2 separate regions of the Mus musculus genome follow, and region 2 is linked to region 1. A link is a loop called in an ENCODE intact Hi-C map of the cell type or tissue named here. Cell type or tissue: heart. All regions are shown on one strand.

The links. Hi-C counts contacts between places; a loop is a spot of excess contacts. Peaks named below come from ENCODE experiments on the same cell type or tissue, not always from the same donor. Only the 100,000 strongest peaks of a DNase experiment are listed, where the experiment ranks them.
Region 2: a loop joins it to region 1, with 2.7 times the contacts of the local background. A loop is called at or near these places in 1 of 42 quality-filtered maps.

Annotation. Positions count from the first base shown.
Region 1 is chr19:3,316,122-3,324,121 of GRCm38, reverse strand. Cpt1a (carnitine palmitoyltransferase 1a, liver) reads right to left here and starts at 821. Exons shown (of 19, transcript NM_013495.2): 1 at 748-821. In heart, CTCF peaks have their summits at 1,654, 2,390, 3,102 (motif pointing left) and 7,520 (motif pointing left); DNase peaks (open chromatin) are centred at 61, 721, 1,361, 2,331 and 1 weaker place; H3K4me3 peaks cover 2,815 bases; H3K27ac peaks cover 2,720 bases.
Region 2 is chr19:3,682,042-3,690,041 of GRCm38, reverse strand. It overlaps Lrp5 (low density lipoprotein receptor-related protein 5), which reads left to right and starts at 3,478. Exons shown (of 23, transcript NM_008513.3): 1 at 3,478-3,687. The coding sequence starts at 3,600. Gm36672 (a long non-coding RNA gene) reads right to left here and starts at 3,492. Exons shown (of 4, transcript XR_388279.4): 1 at 3,303-3,492; 2 at 1,232-1,387; 3 at 1,062-1,141. It overlaps Gm36608 (predicted gene, 36608), which reads left to right. Exons shown (of 3, transcript NR_167751.1): 3 at 42-358. In heart, CTCF peaks have their summits at 2,754 (motif pointing right), 3,383, 4,175 and 5,493; DNase peaks (open chromatin) are centred at 2,201, 3,361, 4,231, 4,721 and 2 weaker places; H3K4me3 peaks cover 2,846 bases; H3K27ac peaks cover 4,204 bases.

The DNA of each region.
Region 1 (8,000 bases):
AGGCCAAGTTCGCTCAGGCCAGGTCACGTGACGCCCCCACCCTCCCGGGCTCTGGTCCCGGCGCGACCTTGGGCAGTCTCTGACACCCACCTGCCCTTGAACCCCGGGCAAAACCGCGGTGAGGGGTGCAAAACACTTAAGTCTCTGCGCCAAGGGTGTGTCCCGAAGGCTATACTGCAGGGACCCGCACGAAGAGAGGGCACCGGCCACCTGCCAAGTCCCCTGTGCGAGCATCCTTCCTACTGCCGAGCCCGACCCTCACGGACCCCGAGAACCAATCCACCTGCAGAGTAGCGGGTGGAAAGAGCCTGGAGAACGCTCGGCGTCCACACTGGCCCCAAGCCACCCGCGGAGTGGGGAGTGAGCAGGGGTCAGAAAGGGAGTTGACACTCCTACTGGTCAGGGACCAAGGAGTCACGCCTAATCATAAGCATCTTTCACAGAGCAATGAAGACCCCAAACCCACGCGGTGAGTGAATCCACCGTGGGGCGGGACACCACGAGCCGAGGTCCCACGCGTCCCGAGTGGAGGCATTTTGCCCAGTCTGGGGACCAAGCATCTTTCCTCCCGTCCCGGGATCCCCCAGATCCGTCACTGCGCGGGGGAGGGAGTGCCCTCTGCTTCTCCAATGCGCGGCTCACGCGTACCCTACGGGCACAGTCTGGGTCTCCCTCCACACTCTTAAGAATGACACCCGCGCGCCCAGCCCAGGGCGGTGCCGCAGCGCTGCCCTCGCGGTGTCTTACCGAGTCTGCAGACGGCGGCGGCGGAATGAGCGAGCGGAGTCCGGGCCGGGGCGGGCGAGGCCAGGCTCACCGACGCGCGCCGCGGGTGATTGGCTGAGCCCAGCTGGGCTGCAGCGCGGGCAGGACGGGGCGGGGCCTGGACGGGGCGGGGCTGCGGGGAGGAGGTCAGTAAGGAAACTGAGGCTAAGTCCCGAGCTTGCCAACGGCAGACCTAGGACAACATTCCTTACCCTGAGAGCCTCAGTTTCTTCATATACAAAAGGGACCAACTCATTAAAGCCATGTCCAAAACAGCTCTTTGCACCATACTTGGCTTACACTCGCGGTTTACACTAATCCGCCCGTAAACTTCTCTGCAACCCTGCGGGAGTTATGCTGATTTTGCTCCAGACTTTTGGTTTGTTTGGTTGTTTGGTTGATTATTTTTTTTTTTAAAAAAGGGGAGTGGGACGCTTGGGGTGGTGTTGGGAAGAACGGCTTGTCTAACATCAGAGAATGAAGAAGTAAGCTCAGGTTCCAAGTTTGAGAACAGATGTTTGACATCCGGGGGCAGGTTGGCGCCAGAGGCCAACACACTCATAGTCTCCCTGGGATAAAATCGTCAGGGGGCGGGGGAACCCTCATCTGCGGAACAATTAGGGTGTGTGGGTAGCTCACAATGCCGTGCATTCCTTGCCTGTGTAAGGTCCTGGATTCAAGTCTCTGCGCCCAAAAGCAACGGAATCGAAGTACTCTTTGAACGCTGAGAACGAATAGGTGTCAATAGGGGAGTGATTGGAACCTCGGACAGAGTGGCTTCTGGAGGGGGATCGCTGGCAGCACACGGGGAACGAAGGTTGCAGGGTGAGTTGTGAACAGGGTGTAGAGAAGTCGGGCCAGACATGGCAAAGCACTCTACCCGCCAGATGGGGCGCCCTCCCAGGCTGCAGCTCCAGGCCCTGCGTGTAGCAAGCTCTCCATAAATGCGCTGAAGAAGGAAGAGTCGCAGCTCTGAGGTCAAGCACGCCTGGTCATGGAAGAGCCCTGTTTGCCTCCATCTTTCTCTGCCTTGCCGTGGAAGGGTTCCATAGAGAAAATGAAAGTTCCCCTTGATCCCGCCCCCAACTGTAGTTAACTGTTGCTGTATCTCATCTCCCCCTACACCTCTATTATTTAAAAGGACAGGCGATTGTTGGGTGTAACTTTGAGATTTTTAGTTTATGTGAAGGGACTCATAGAGAATCGGGGTCTTTCACTTGCCTTCATTGTTCTGACACACCCAAACGCCTTCCATCTTCTTAAGCATCCTTATCTGAGCACCTGTTCCTGAGCGTGGAAGCAGAGACCAGTGTGACATGTGGCTGGCACTGCAGAGGTGCTATCTGGAAACACTTTCTGCTGTCCCCCGGGCCTCATCGGCCTCGATGGCTCTAGTGTCACCTCTTGCTGCCCCCTACTTAAGGCTCCTTTTAAGTCCTGGACTGTTGGACTCACCTTAAATGCCCTTCCTTCTCTCCCTAGAACCCCAGTCCTAACCGGTCCCCTCCCCAAGGACACTTCCTCTTTTCTTGGCGTCCTGCTTTGCGTCCCTCTGGATTGGCCCTGTGCCCTGTCTGTCCAGGAGGCTCAGCGGCCTTGACAGCAGGCCCTCCCTGCCGGCCAGGAGGGACAGGAGCAGGGGCGGAGACAACATCAGAAGGAACTCTCAGACACCTCGTGCCTTGGGGAGGCACCATAATGAGCCAGAGCCGCCTGCACCTGGTTTTATCCTGTGGGGACCTCATTTTCCTTCCTCTACCCTCACCATAGCCCTTTTCCCAAGGACTGTAGCTCCCGGAGTGGCTATTAATAAAGAGCTTAACCTCCCCCTCGCCCCTCGGGGTGGGGATGGGGAAGCTTGGGGCATTAACCTAAACTCCCTGAGCGCTGAAAATATACCAGGAACTGGCACCAAGGCTAGAATAACCTTTCTCAAGCTCGCCTGTTTATTTTTCACATTCTTTCTCAGTTTCAATCCCATAGACTGTGCCAGCTGCTCACGATGGATACGTTTGCCCTGTGTGGTGGCTCACATCTGTAATTTCATTACTTGGGAGACTGAGGCAGGAGGATCATATATGAGTTGGAGACCAGCCTGGGTTACAGCGTGAGCCTGTCTCAAAAACCAAACCAAACCAAACCAAACCAAACCAAACCAAACCAAACCAAACCAAAACAAAACAAAACAAAACAAAACAAAAACAGAGTTGGAGGAAATTGCTCAGTAACTAAGTACGAATACTACTCTTGCCCAAGACCACAGTTTGGTTCCCGGCATCCAAGTCTCAATGTTCACAAACACCTATAACTCCAGCTCCTGGGGATCTTGCTCCCCCTTCTGGCCATCATGGGCACCTGCATTTATATGTTCATACATTCCCATACACATTATTTTTAATCTAAAAAACAAACCACAACTGGGGATGTGGCTCAGTATTACAGCGCTTGTCTAGCAGGCATGAAGTCCTAGATCCCATCCCCCACACCACATAAAGAGGGTATAATGATGCACACTTGTGATCCCAGCAAGAAGTTCAAATTGTCCTTGGCCACATATCAAGTTTGAGGACAATGGAAAGAATAAGATAAGCTGATTAATCGTAGGGTTGCATGCATGCTAGTCAGGTGCTCTGCCACGGAGCTACCACAGCCCTCGTTTTTTTGTTTGTTTGTTTGTTTGTTTTGTTTTGTTTTGGTTTGGTTTTTTTTTCAGTACTAGAGCTGGAAGCCAAGGTCTTATGTGTAGAAGGCCAAACAACATCCCAACCCTAACTATCCCACCTAATATATGTGACAGGGAATTTTCACAGCCCCCACTGTTTTGCCAAGAGGATGGCTGCTCCATGGTCATTCTCTCTAGCCTCCTTTCCGGTTGGCAGGACTCAATAGATATCTATCCAAAGTGCTTAAGACGTTTGGGGACTTGGCTATGAGACCTAGTTTTGAGGGAACTCTACTTCATACTAAAGAATGTTGTAATCACAGGAGGCAGTGTTTTCCCCTCCTCCTCCAAGCCTCAGGCCCCACTGAACTTGAACTTTGAGCCCCTGTACACGTTTTGAGTCAATATCGGAGGTAGTATTTGCTCAGCCAACGTCACCAGGTTTCATGAGGACAGTGGCATTGTCGCAAGGATAACAAACCCAAGGCTGCCAACGAGTGTGGGAAAAGAAACTTGGAGTCCATGAGGCTTCTTCTGTGTCCCGCTGTTCCCACCAGAGAGTGAAAATGTCCTGTGAAATGTACCCTGCCTGTCCCACTTTGGGGGCCACTCCACTGTTTTCTTCTGCCTTGCCTTCCCGAGCACCCAGTGAAAGGAAAGTTGGCAGTGTTTACTATCCCAGAGAAGAAACAATCGAAGCCACAAGACCAGGGCTAGGTGTGTCAGTGTGAGCCCCTCCTGGTCCCGTGTAAGCCTCAGTTTCCTACCCTAGGAAATGAAGTCAGGGCCAGAGACATGGCTCAGCAGGAAATGGTACACACACACACTCACGAACATACACAGATAAGGCTCCATGCACAAATGCTTGTGAACTACCATCTGGATGCTAGGAATACTTGAACTTGGGTCCTCGGCAAGAGTGTCCAGTGAGTGCTCCTGCCCCTCCACCCTACCATTCTTTGAGAAGTAGTGCATGTTGGTCTGGTACTCGTGACGTAGCCAAGAGTGACCTTGAACTCCTGATCACCTGCCACTACCTGCCCATACTGGGACTGCAGATGTGCTCCATTGTGCCAGGTCTGTGTGGTGCTGGAGACAATGGCCAGGATGTTGAGTACCCTACCAATTGAGCTACTCCCACAGATGTGCCACAGGCCAATTGAATGAGGCAATTCCCCTCATGTTATGTCCTCAGATAAGTCTGGGCTGTGCCCAGTTGATGCCTAGGTAGGTGACAGAGCCTCTGGGGGTAGAGGAAACAGGTGAGGCAAGAAGCTCTGTCATTAGGAGTTTTGTTTTTAAAATATCTATCTATTTATTTATTTATTCTTAAAGATTTTAAAGCTTTTTATCTGTGTTCACGGATGTGTGGGTGCCCTCAGGTTAGAAGAGGGCACTAGGTCTCAGGAGCTGGAGTTAGAGGTGGTTGTGAGCGGCTCTGTATAGATTCTGGGAACTGAACTCCGGTCTTCTGCTGAGGTTTACTGTGTGGCTGCCCTAGGCCTTTCATTTTTCATTTTTCTTGGGTGGAAAAATGAAAGGGCTGAAGACGAGGCTCAACAGTTATGGGCAGAGGCTGCTCTTGCTGAGGATCCAGCTCCTGGACTCTGTTTCACCTCCACTTGGTGGCTCTCAATCCTCTGTAACTTGAGTTATGAGGGACCGTATACCCTCTTCTGGCCTCTGAGGACACTAGGCACACAAATAGTGCACAGACATATATGAAGGCAAACAGATATACAGATATTAATTTTAAAAAGAAACAACAACAACAACAATAATGTTGGCATATTATTTAGCTATTTTATTGGGTTCTTATCTCTCTGCCTCCCTTCCAAACAGTTATTGTACGCTAATCCCTTCCAACATCAGATAGGAGAGAAGGAAGGTGAGAGGGGAAAGGAGGTGTGCACCTGTTTAGACCACTTCCTGCTGACTAGAGGCCTTGAGTTCCTTGGGGCGAGTTCAGTCCTCCTTGTCAGGATATCTCCAACTTCTCTTCTCTTTGCTTGTGACCCCAGACAAACTGCAACAAAAGCAACCAGGAGCAGCAGGGGGAGCAGCAGGGGAGCAGCAGGGGAGCAGCAGGGGAGCAGCAGGGGGAGCAGCAGGGGAGCAGCAGGGGAGCAGCAGGGGAGCAGGAGGAGCAGCAGGGGAGCAGCAGGGGAGCAGGAGGAGCAGCAGGGGAGCAGCAGGGGAGCAGGAGGAGCAGCAGGGGGAGTAGGGGGAGCAGCAGGGGAGCAGCAGGGGAGCAGGAGGAGCAGCAGGGGAGCAGCAGGGGAGCAGCAGGGGAGCAGCAGGGGAGCAGGAGGAGCAGCAGGGGGAGTAGGGGGAGCAGCAGGGGAGCAGCAGGGGAGCAGGAGGAGCAGCAGGGGGAGTAGGGGGAGCAGCAGGGGAGCAGCAGGGGAGCAGCAGGGGAGCAGCAGGGGAGCAGGAGGAGCAGCAGGGGGAGTAGGGGGAGCAGCAGGGGAACAGCAGGGGAGCAGCAGGGGGAGCAGCAGGGGAGCAGCAGGGGAGCAGGAGGAGCAGCAGGGGAGCAGCAGGGGAGCAGGGAGCAGCAGGGGAGCAGCAGGGGGAGCAGCAGGGGGAGCAGCAGGGGAGCAGGGGGAGCAGCAGGGGAGCAACAGGGAAGCAGCAGGGGAGCAGCAGGGGGAGCAGCAGGGGGAGCAGCAGGGGAGCAGGGGGAGCAGCAGAGGGCAGGGGGAGCAGCAGGGGGAGCAGCAGGGGAGCAGGGGGAGCAGGGGGAGCAGCAGCAGCCACAGCCCTCTGGGGACTCTCCCATGTATACCCTCTTCAGAGTTTCCCAAATGAAAATATCTGTGCTGGCAAAAATTACTGCCCTGCTAGTGCTGAGGCAAATCATAATCACCTGCTGTGAAGCAGCCTCTTATCCCAAACCTGGGGTTAAATAAACTAACAAAAACACAGGCACATAACATAACTTGACTTTTAAAGAAACCAACATTCTTGAGACACAGTAATAAATATTATCATCACCATCGTTATTATTAAGTAAAATTAAGTTAAAAGGCTGGGTTCGCAGGAGTGTTTCTTTAATTCTTGAACTCAAGAGGCAGAGGCACTTTCTCTCTCCACCAGCCAAGCAAGACGCCCAAAGAAAAGAAGGCCACGGGGAAGAAGGTGTCCTCGGCCCTAGCCGTCATCATTGTCGTCCAGAAACAGGACGCCAAAAAGGTGGTCAATCCTTTGTTTGAGAAAAGGCCCAAGAACTTTGGAATTGGTCAGGATATCCAGCCCAAAAGAGATCTAATACACTTTGTTAAATGGCCTGGCTACATCAAGCTGCAGTGGCAAAGAGCCATCCCCTATAAGTGTCTCAAAGCACCTCCTGCCATTAAGAAGTTCACCCAGGTGCTGGACAGGCAAACAGCTACTCAGCTGCTTAAGCTTGCCCACAGGTACAGGCCAGAGACAAAGCAAGAGAAGAAGCAAAGGCTACTGGCCCGTGCTGAGAAGAAAGCTGCAGGCAAAGGCGACGTCCCAACTAAGAGACCACCTGTTCTCCTAGCAGGAGTCAATACAGTCACCACCTTGGTGAAGAACAAGAAGGCTCAGCTGGTGGTGATTGCCCATGACGTAGACCCCACTGAGCTGGTGGTTTTCCTGCCTGTCCTGTGTCGAAAGATGGGGGTGCCCTACTGCATCATCCAGGGAAAGGCCAGACTGGGATGCCTGGTCCACAGGAAGACATGCACCACTGTTGCCTTCACACAGGGTAACTCGGAAGACAAGGGTGTTTTGGCTAAGCTGGTGGGAGCTATTAGGACCAATTATAATGACAGATATGATGAGATCCGTCGCCACAGGGAGGCAACGTCCTGGGTCCTAAGTCTGTGGCTCGCATTGCCAAGCTGGAAAAGCAAAGGCTAAAGAACTCGCCACTACACTGGGTTAAATGTACACTAAGTTTTCTGTACATAAATATAATTACAAAATTTAAAAACAAACAAACAAAGAAACAAACAAATGGGCTAGTGAGATGGCTCAGTGGCTAAAAGCACTGGCTGCTCTTCCAGAGGTTCTGAGTTCAATCCCCAGCAACCACATGGTGGCTCACAGCCATCTATAGGGGGGATCTGATGCCCTCTTCAGGCAGGCAGATATATATGCATCGGAGCGCTCATACATTAAATAAATAAAATTTTAAAAAAAGAAAAAGAAGAGAGAGAGAGAGAGAGAGAGAGAGAGAGAGAGAGGCATAGGTAGGCAGATCTTTGTGAGTTTCAGGCCAACCAAGCCCATTTAGACCCTGGGTATAGGGGTTGGAGGGAGAAGGAGAAAGAACAAGCACAGATCGCTGCCACACAGCTTAAATAGCAATAAATTAATGCAGCTTCAGACTAATATTTTTATTTTAAAATAATTTTAAGAGGGGGGAATGAAGACATATTAGGGTAGAAGTAAGATTTTTAATGGGCTGAAGAGTGAGGGGCAGGCAAAGCAAGAGTGCTGCAGCACAGTGCATGTGTAATCCCAGTCGTTGGGAGGCAGAGGCTGGAGGGTCATGGGTTCAAGGCCAGCTCAAGCTTTATTAACTACACCTTGTCTCAAA
Region 2 (8,000 bases), 370 kb before region 1:
CAGATTCACTTGGTCCCTCTCTGCCACAATATGCAATAAAGGCTGAGAGTCTGTCACAGAGGAGCAGGGCCAACCTGCAAAGAAGACTCAGACCACACAGCCGTCTAGAAGAAGCAGAAACCAGCTGAGCTATCTGGAAGAGCTTTAGACCAACTGAGACACTGAGGAGGACACTCTCCAGCCTGTTGAGCTGCCTGCAGGCTGTGCAGTGTGCTACAAGTTCCCAGCGTTGTGAGCTGTCACCCATGCTGGGGTGGGCCTCCGGGATGCAGCTGTCTTTGAGTCATTTCTGCTCCGATAAGTAACCCCTCACCCATATTCTTCCAAGTAACCCCAATAAAACTCATGGCTTACCAAGTTGGACTTTGGTGGTATCTGTGCCTTGGTCTGTTGTGGGCTCCCTGTCTGGGTTGAGTAGATGTGTGTTGTATCTCTCCAGGAAATATTTTGTCCCACAACAGTGTGTGCTGATGCAGTGGTATCCATATGGCAGTCAGAGGACAACCTGTGTGGATCAGTCTTCTTCCCCTACTACAGGTCATCCATCAGGCCTGGTGGCAAGTACCCACCATCTGAGCCATCTCACTGGTATGCCATTTTCAAATTTGGAACGCAGCTATGAACTATGAAGCACCCCAGTGTTCCCCTTCTGTTCTCTATAGCTAGCCTCCCCATCTAGGGCTCCCCACCTGCACCTCAGATGCCTCTGCTGACATCCTAGAGACCTGCCATCCTCGTGCTGTTCCTAGAGACTTGCAGTCTGTGGGTCAGAAACAATGGACAGAAAATAGGGCAAGGGGCTGGTGAGATGGCTCAGTGGGTAAGAGCACCCGACTGCTCTTCCGAAGGTCCAGGGTTCAAATCCCAGCAACCACATGGTGGCTCACAACCATCTGTAACAAGATCTGACTCCCTCTTCTGGTGTGTCTGAGGACAGCTACAGTGTACTTACATATAATAATAAATAAATCTTTAAAAAAAAAAAAAAAAAGAAAATAGGGCAAGTGTGTGGGTGCCCAGGCTTGGGCTTAATGTGACTTCTGTGCAGGGCTAGTGCTCACCAGAGAGGACAGGCTGGTCCTTGGGAGCCTGAAGCACGCGGTGGGACAGAGGCTGTGAACTCCAGGGGATTCTGCTGGTGCTGTAGAGTACAAGATGGAATGGAAGGAAGGTCAGCTCCGAGGGAGTCTGCAGTCTGGCGCTTGGGCTTGGAGGTAGGATGGAGACTGACCCAAGGTTTAGAGCAGCTCAGCCCAGGGTGAGGTGAAGGTGCCGTTTCCCATCCTGTCTGGTATTAAGGCTCTCCCTCTGTACCACCTCTTCCCACGTGGGCCAGCATTTCTTCCCTTTTCACAGTCTCAGCCCTGTCCAGCACTCAGGGTGCTTCCTTAATGAAAGAAAATCAGATCTTTACTTCTGTTGCTCATTTAACAAATTTTTTTTTGTTTTTGTTTTTGTTTTTGGAGACAGGGCTTCTCTGTGTAGCCCTGGCTGTCCTGGAACTCACTTTGTAGACCAGGCTGGCCTCGAACTCAGAAATCTGCCTGCCTTTGCCTCCTGAGTGCTGGGATTAAAGGCGTGAGCCACCATGCCCCGCCTAATTTTTTTTTTTTTTTTAATTGGGCACCTACTATGTGCTGGGTCCTGGCCTAGACACAGAAAACAAAACAGACAAATCTTGGCATTTCTGCTGTAATGGAAGGAAAAGAAAGCAAACATACACCCTGCTAGGTGATAGGAACTGTCAGCTAGGGCGGCTTAGAGAGTGGAGAGGCAGTATGGTTTTCAAGAACTAAGTGGGATAAGAGTCCCAGCAATGAGGCCCTCCCCCAGGCAAGACAGTGCCCATCTCTGCAAGGGGCCATTACAGTTGCAGCCCATAAGATGGAGTTGAGAAGTAACGGAGGTGTGGCTAGGCCAGGCCGTGTGAGCCCAAGGCTTCAGCTTCCTCTCTGACCGGTGGGAGGAGTGGTGAGGTCTGGCTTATTTAACAAGCTCCCTGGCTGCAGGGAGAGGAGGCCTCAGAAAAATCAAGGCTGAAAGAGGAAGGCCTTGGGGGATGGGTGAGAGTGGGGCTAGAGAAGGGGGTTGTGCTCTTGGCTCTGTGTTGAAGGTGGAGGGGGGATGGGGGTTGGGCTTGGGTGAGAAGGAACCAGCAAGGACACTAGCTGCTCTAGTCCCCAGTCCCCTGACTGCCCCTGAGACCTCCTGACTCCTCTTCCGGTCAGAGACTGGATACAGCCACCCCAGGAGACTGCTCTTCCTGAACCACTGGCCTGCTTCCGCATTGAAATCTCTGCCCTGACCCTTGGAACCCTGGTGTGGGTCCCCTCCCCCTACTAGCTGGTCCCTGGTCTTCATGTTTTCCTATTAGAAGACAAGTTTGGGGAGTCAGTTCTCTTTTCTTCTGCGATCCTAGGGTTGAACTTAGGTCAACGGGAGCCATCTTGCTGGCCAGCCTTGACCTGCCTTTTGCTCCTTCTGTTTATCAGGTCCGGTTTATGCAGCGCTGGGAGAGCTGTGCACACTAGGGAACCAAGGGCTCTATCAACTCTTTTTAAACAGGGTCTCGCAGGTAGCCCAGGCTGGCCTCAAACTCATGGCAAGCCTCCTGCCTCAATCTCCCGAGGCTGGACACCATGTCAGACTTATAAGTAAAGTCATACACACTTGAGCGCCATGTCACTTTCCCGGCTACTCACTCCTTTGTTTGGGCTCTTATTTTTGTCTCTTCCTAGCATAAACCACAGGAGGGCAGAGGCACCCTCCTGACCACCTCAGCTTCTGTCCTTCCTCTCTACCTTGCAAGGTGGACACTGCCATTAGCTTACTTTCTAAGGACATGAAATGATTTCACCTACACCTGCCTGCCCAAGGTGTGAGGTTCTAGAAAGCACTGCCGGAGAGAGAAGGCTCAGCAGTTAGAAGCACTTACTGCTCTTTTAGAGACCTGGGTTTGGTTCCCTGCAGTCACCTGGTGGCTCACACCTCTAACTCCAGTCCCAGGGGACCCCCACACCCTATTCTGGTTTCCTTCCCGCATGTGGTGCACATACATGCGTGCAAACACTCATACACATACAACAAAAAGTAAATCTAAAAGTAAAAGCCCCCAGTTCCTCCAGCAGTATCCGCTTTTGCGCCTGTTCCCGCGTGCATCCCAAGTGGGGCGGTATGTCTCTGGGCCAGGTGGCTACAGTTGTGGTGAAAGAGCCCAAAGCTGGCTTCGGAGACCTTTGGCTTCCAGCCCTGAGGCCTCCTGACTGTGTGGGTCATGCTTCCACGTGCCTCAGTTTCCTCACCTGTCAGTACAGAGACTTGGCAGGTGACCCACCTGCTTGCCCGGCCTCTCCTGTCGCGGGCCCGGAGAGACCCGCCTGCCCGGCTCCCGGGCGCCCGCAGGAGGGCGCGGCTTGGCGGGGGGCGCGGGCGGCGCGGGGGGCGGAGACCGGCTCGGCTTCCGCTCCCTCCTCCCGCGTCGTCTTGGGCCGCGGCGCCCGAGGCGGGAGCAAGAGGCGCCGGGAGCCGCGAGGATCCACCGCCGCCGCGCGCGCCATGGAGCCCGAGTGAGCGCGCGGCGCTCCCGGCCGCCGGACGACATGGAAACGGCGCCGACCCGGGCCCCTCCGCCGCCGCCGCCGCCGCTGCTGCTGCTGGTGCTGTACTGCAGCTTGGTCCCCGCCGCGGGTAAGGTGGGCGCGGGGGACAATGGCCGGGGCCGCAAGCAGCCACTTTGCAAGTTGCGGACGAGTTGGAGCGCGCTCCGGGGGACCACGCGCCGGGGGACCTCGCGCGGGCCCTTTGTCTCTCCCGCCGGGGCCCCTCCCTGGGGACCGAGCCCGCCAGGTGCGGCGCGGGCGGGCCCTCACCTGCCCAAGGCTCGGGACGCCGGGCGCGCTCAGGAGTGCGCCCACGGGCATCGCGATGGCCCGGGACAGGCCTGGCCTATCGCGAACTACTGGGAAAACTTTTCGCGAGCCTGCTTGCGGCGGCCGGCCTACCGAGCCCTGGGAAGTGCCAGAAGTTGCTAGCTAGGAAGTTCGGAGAGCCCTGCGCGGGGCGGCCTGGCCCTGGGCTGCTGTCGCTTTGACCTGCGTGGGCTGTCAGCCTTCCAAACCGACTGACACCTGCCAGGTGTCCCCGTGACCCCAGTGACCCATCTGACCGCTCGGGCCCCCAAGCGGTGGCCAGGCACCCAGCCCCGCTGACCAGTGCCCAGCCCCGAGATCGGTTGCGTGGGTGCCTTGGTGTGGGGAGGTATGGTTCTGCCTCAGTTGGACCCACCTTTAGGGAAGTGGCCCGCTCGGGAACTTTCTAACTTTTTTTTGGTGTGTCCTGAGGGGTGGAGCTGAGGTCAGGAGGACTCTCGAGAAACGAAGCAGTTGGAAACGCTACACATGTTCTTTTAATTCGGAGATTGCCATGTGGTTTTTAAAGCAAGGCTCTTGCCACCTAAATCATTGTTTTCGGGTGTTTGTGTTTTGTTTTTCTGGAGTGTGGCTGTCCAAGGGTCCGGCAGATACTCTTGAACTCCCGGGTGGTGGTGATGGCAGTTTGGGGCGGGGTAGGGGACAACCTCAGGTCCCTTTGTCTGGGCCTTATTAAGGCGAACAGCTGTCCCCCTGTGTATTTCCAGGGTAGACACTTGAGGGAGGTGGCTGGGCCTGGCTCTGTGCTCAGATTCCCTGGGCTGCAGTCTCTTCCACCTATGTTTGGGGGGAGGGGTCGAGGGGAGCTGGCTTCATCCAGTCTTGGAGCTCTCAAGCTCAGCCAGAGGGCTCTTGGGGAGTCTCCCCCTAAATTTGTCTCCCTCGGGATCATGTTTACATTTTCAGGCCATCTCTGGTGTTAGCAAAACAAGGCGAAGACAAAACTGTGACAGGCTGTGGGAAGTCCAGGCCAGTTCTACTCTTCCCGGAAATGCCTGGGTCGTGACTGCAGAAGGGGTATGGGGCAGCTATTTGTTTTAAAGGTGGGGTTTGTAAGCCGACTTTCCTGTCCTAGGTAGGATTGACATTACTCTGGGATCCCCTAGCCTGTCATCTGGTATCCCAAATTGAACATCTTTATAGTTTGGTGGTGTGTGCGGCAAAAATAGAGTCGATTATTTTAACATTAGGAAGCCAGGCCCCAGGAGTACCAGCTGATGGGGTAGTCCAGGCCTAAAATGGAAGCAAAGAGAAGAATCTTCCTGAAGCTCTTATTTGAGTGTTTTTGGCTGTGCGACCCCCAAATGTCTGTCTGAGATTCTTGCTTTGGGAGTCTGGAGAGAAGGGAGTGAGTGGGCAGCTAATTATTTTTCCTGATTGCTTCCTGTTGCAAATTGAAGCTGTGAGCCCACAGAAAAGCCTTTGTTCTAGTGGTCCCTGAATTCCCCATTCTGGAAGCCCTAGGCTTTCCTTCTCACCGCCTAAAGCACTCACTTGTCCCTGGACCAGCCTAGCCTGTCTGGCCCCCTGGAGGAGGTTCCTGCAGTTGTGGGCTGTCTACCCCTGGGAGGGCCCAGCCAGCACATGTTGGGTTATATTGGGTTAAATGCTGAGCAGAGTCCCCTCTGTGCAAGAAATTACCCAGGCAACCTGTTTGTCCTAAGCTTCTCTGGGGAAAGCCACCTCCTGGCCCCAACATAGTTGGAACCCTTTTTATTTTGACTACACAGTGTCATTACTCAGGCATCTAGCAGAATTTGCACAGGGGTGTGGGGGTGGGGTACAGCCAGGTGAGGACTCTGTCACCTGCTTTGCAAGTGGGTGCCCCAGGGTTGGAGCAGGAGGTGATCATCTGACCAAGGTGTTTTGTTTTGTTTTTGAGGCATAGTTTCTCTGTGTAGCTCTAGTTGTCTTGGAACTCCCTTTGTAGACCAGGCTGGCCTCCAACACAAAGATCCACCTGCCTGTGCTTCCTGAGTGATGGATTAAAGGCATGGGCTACCACCACCCAGCTCTATAGGGTTTTCATGTCCAGTTGCTGTTTGTCTTTGGGAGGCTTACATAGCCTCTCTGTGCTGAGTCCTCTCTTCTCTTATATCGTTCGGTGGGAAGCATTTGGTACATGCAGCCCAGGTCTGGGGTAGTGGTGGCAGAGCTTTGAGGACAGTTGTGTGTCATGGCCTTTGATCTGGCCTGGGAATTCTGGAGCTGTTGTTACATGGTTTGGGTTTTTTTTTTTTCCTTTTTGTATGTTCATATGTGTGCATGCCTGTGCATGTAAAGGTCAGAGGTCAGCCTTCAGTGGTTTTCCTCAGGAGTCGTCATGTGCATATGGAAATTAAAGGTCAACCCGGGGAAGTGCTTCTCAAGAACCATCTACCTTGTTCTTTGAGACAAGGTCTCTCACTGGAACTTGGGTCTCACTGATTGATAAACCTCTGTGACTGGCTCTTTACCTGAGTACTGGGTGTGTGTCCCGCTTGATAGCACACACTTTCCCAGCTGAGCTGTCTTCTCAGGTCTGGGCTTTTCTTCTGTGTTGTGATCTTGGCTACCAAGTGGCTGATGGCTTTACCTCTGCAGCCACAGATGAGGATGGGGAAATAATGCCACATGGGCAGGGCCCTGGGGCCCACAGCCGAGTGCCAGCCTTGCCACTTAATGTGGGGAGGTAGGCAGATGACTCCATCTTGCTTCTCCCCTTAGCAACATGGTCATGAAAATCCTTTCTGCCACTAATTTAGTGACTTCTTAATGGAGTCATGGCTGCCATTATGTACCCGTTTTTCTGGTGACTGGTGCCAGGTTAGGCTTTCTAAGGACAGTGTGGCATACAGACAGTCTCTGTGCCTGGTGTCATGGGGATGGGCATGTTGGGGACAGGGGCTATGGGCGAAATGAATCCTGGGCACATAGACCAGAGAGGTTCCAGTCTACTGTGAGAGGTCAGCTTGTGCTGTGTGACCTAGAGGCTAGGAAGCCTCTGGGGAGATTGAACAAGGACGGGAGGACACGCAACCTGGAGTCAGTCAGGGAGTCTGAGGTGAACAGTGTGGAGCTGGGGTTATTATTATTATTACTTTTATTACTACTACTATTGGTTACTTTTTTAAAATTTGAGAACAGAGTTGACAGTAACTGTGTTCGGCTTGAAACTAGATGTGTAGACTAGGGTGACCTTGAACTACTCACAAAGATCTTCCTGCCTCTGCCTCTGCCTCTCGAGCACTGGGATTAAAGATGTGTGCCACCATACTTGGCTCTGGAACTGATTTTTTTTTTTAAAAGACTTGTTTGTATTTTAAGTTATGTGTGCACGTGTGTGAGTGCAGTTTACCACTGGGGTTCAGAAGAGGGCATCGATCCCCTGGAACTAGAAGTACAAGCCATTGTGAGGTGCCCAGGTACATGCTGGGACCACACTCAGGTCCTCCGCCAGAGCAGAAACTATGGGAGCAGCAGCTGGGTTCACTGTCATCTAAGATTCACGAGGTGGAGGCCGGAGGGGCCCCAGCTCAAGGTCAGCCCTCTCCCATCAACCAAGAAATAAAAATTAAAAATTGGGATTAAAGGTCCTGGAGAGATGGCTTAGTGGTTAAAAACACTTAACCTGGTCTTATTAGAGGACCAGGGTTCAGTTCCCAGCATGCACGTGGCAGCTCACAACCATTTGTAGCTTCAGTCCCAGGTGATCCATCACCCCATCACCCCTCTGTGGCACATAAATAGGTAAACTGTGCATACACATGAAATAAAAGCAAATCTTACAAATGTTGGGGTTGGAGCTTACACCTAGGAGTTAACAGCTCTCCCAAGCATGCCGGGCCCAGGCACTGGACTTATGTGGATTACAGTCATTATTATAAAACCTTTTCATTGTTCCAAAGCAAACCCCATTTTTATTGAACAGTGGTTTCCCATCTCTTTACTACAGTTTTTGTTTTGTGTCTGGGATCTGCCTGTTCTGGGCACTTTTGGAGGGTGGTAGGAGTGATGGTATCTTTCTGTGTTGCCTAGGCTGGCCTTGAACTCCTGGGCTCAAGTGATTCCCCCTGCCTCAGCCTCCTGGGT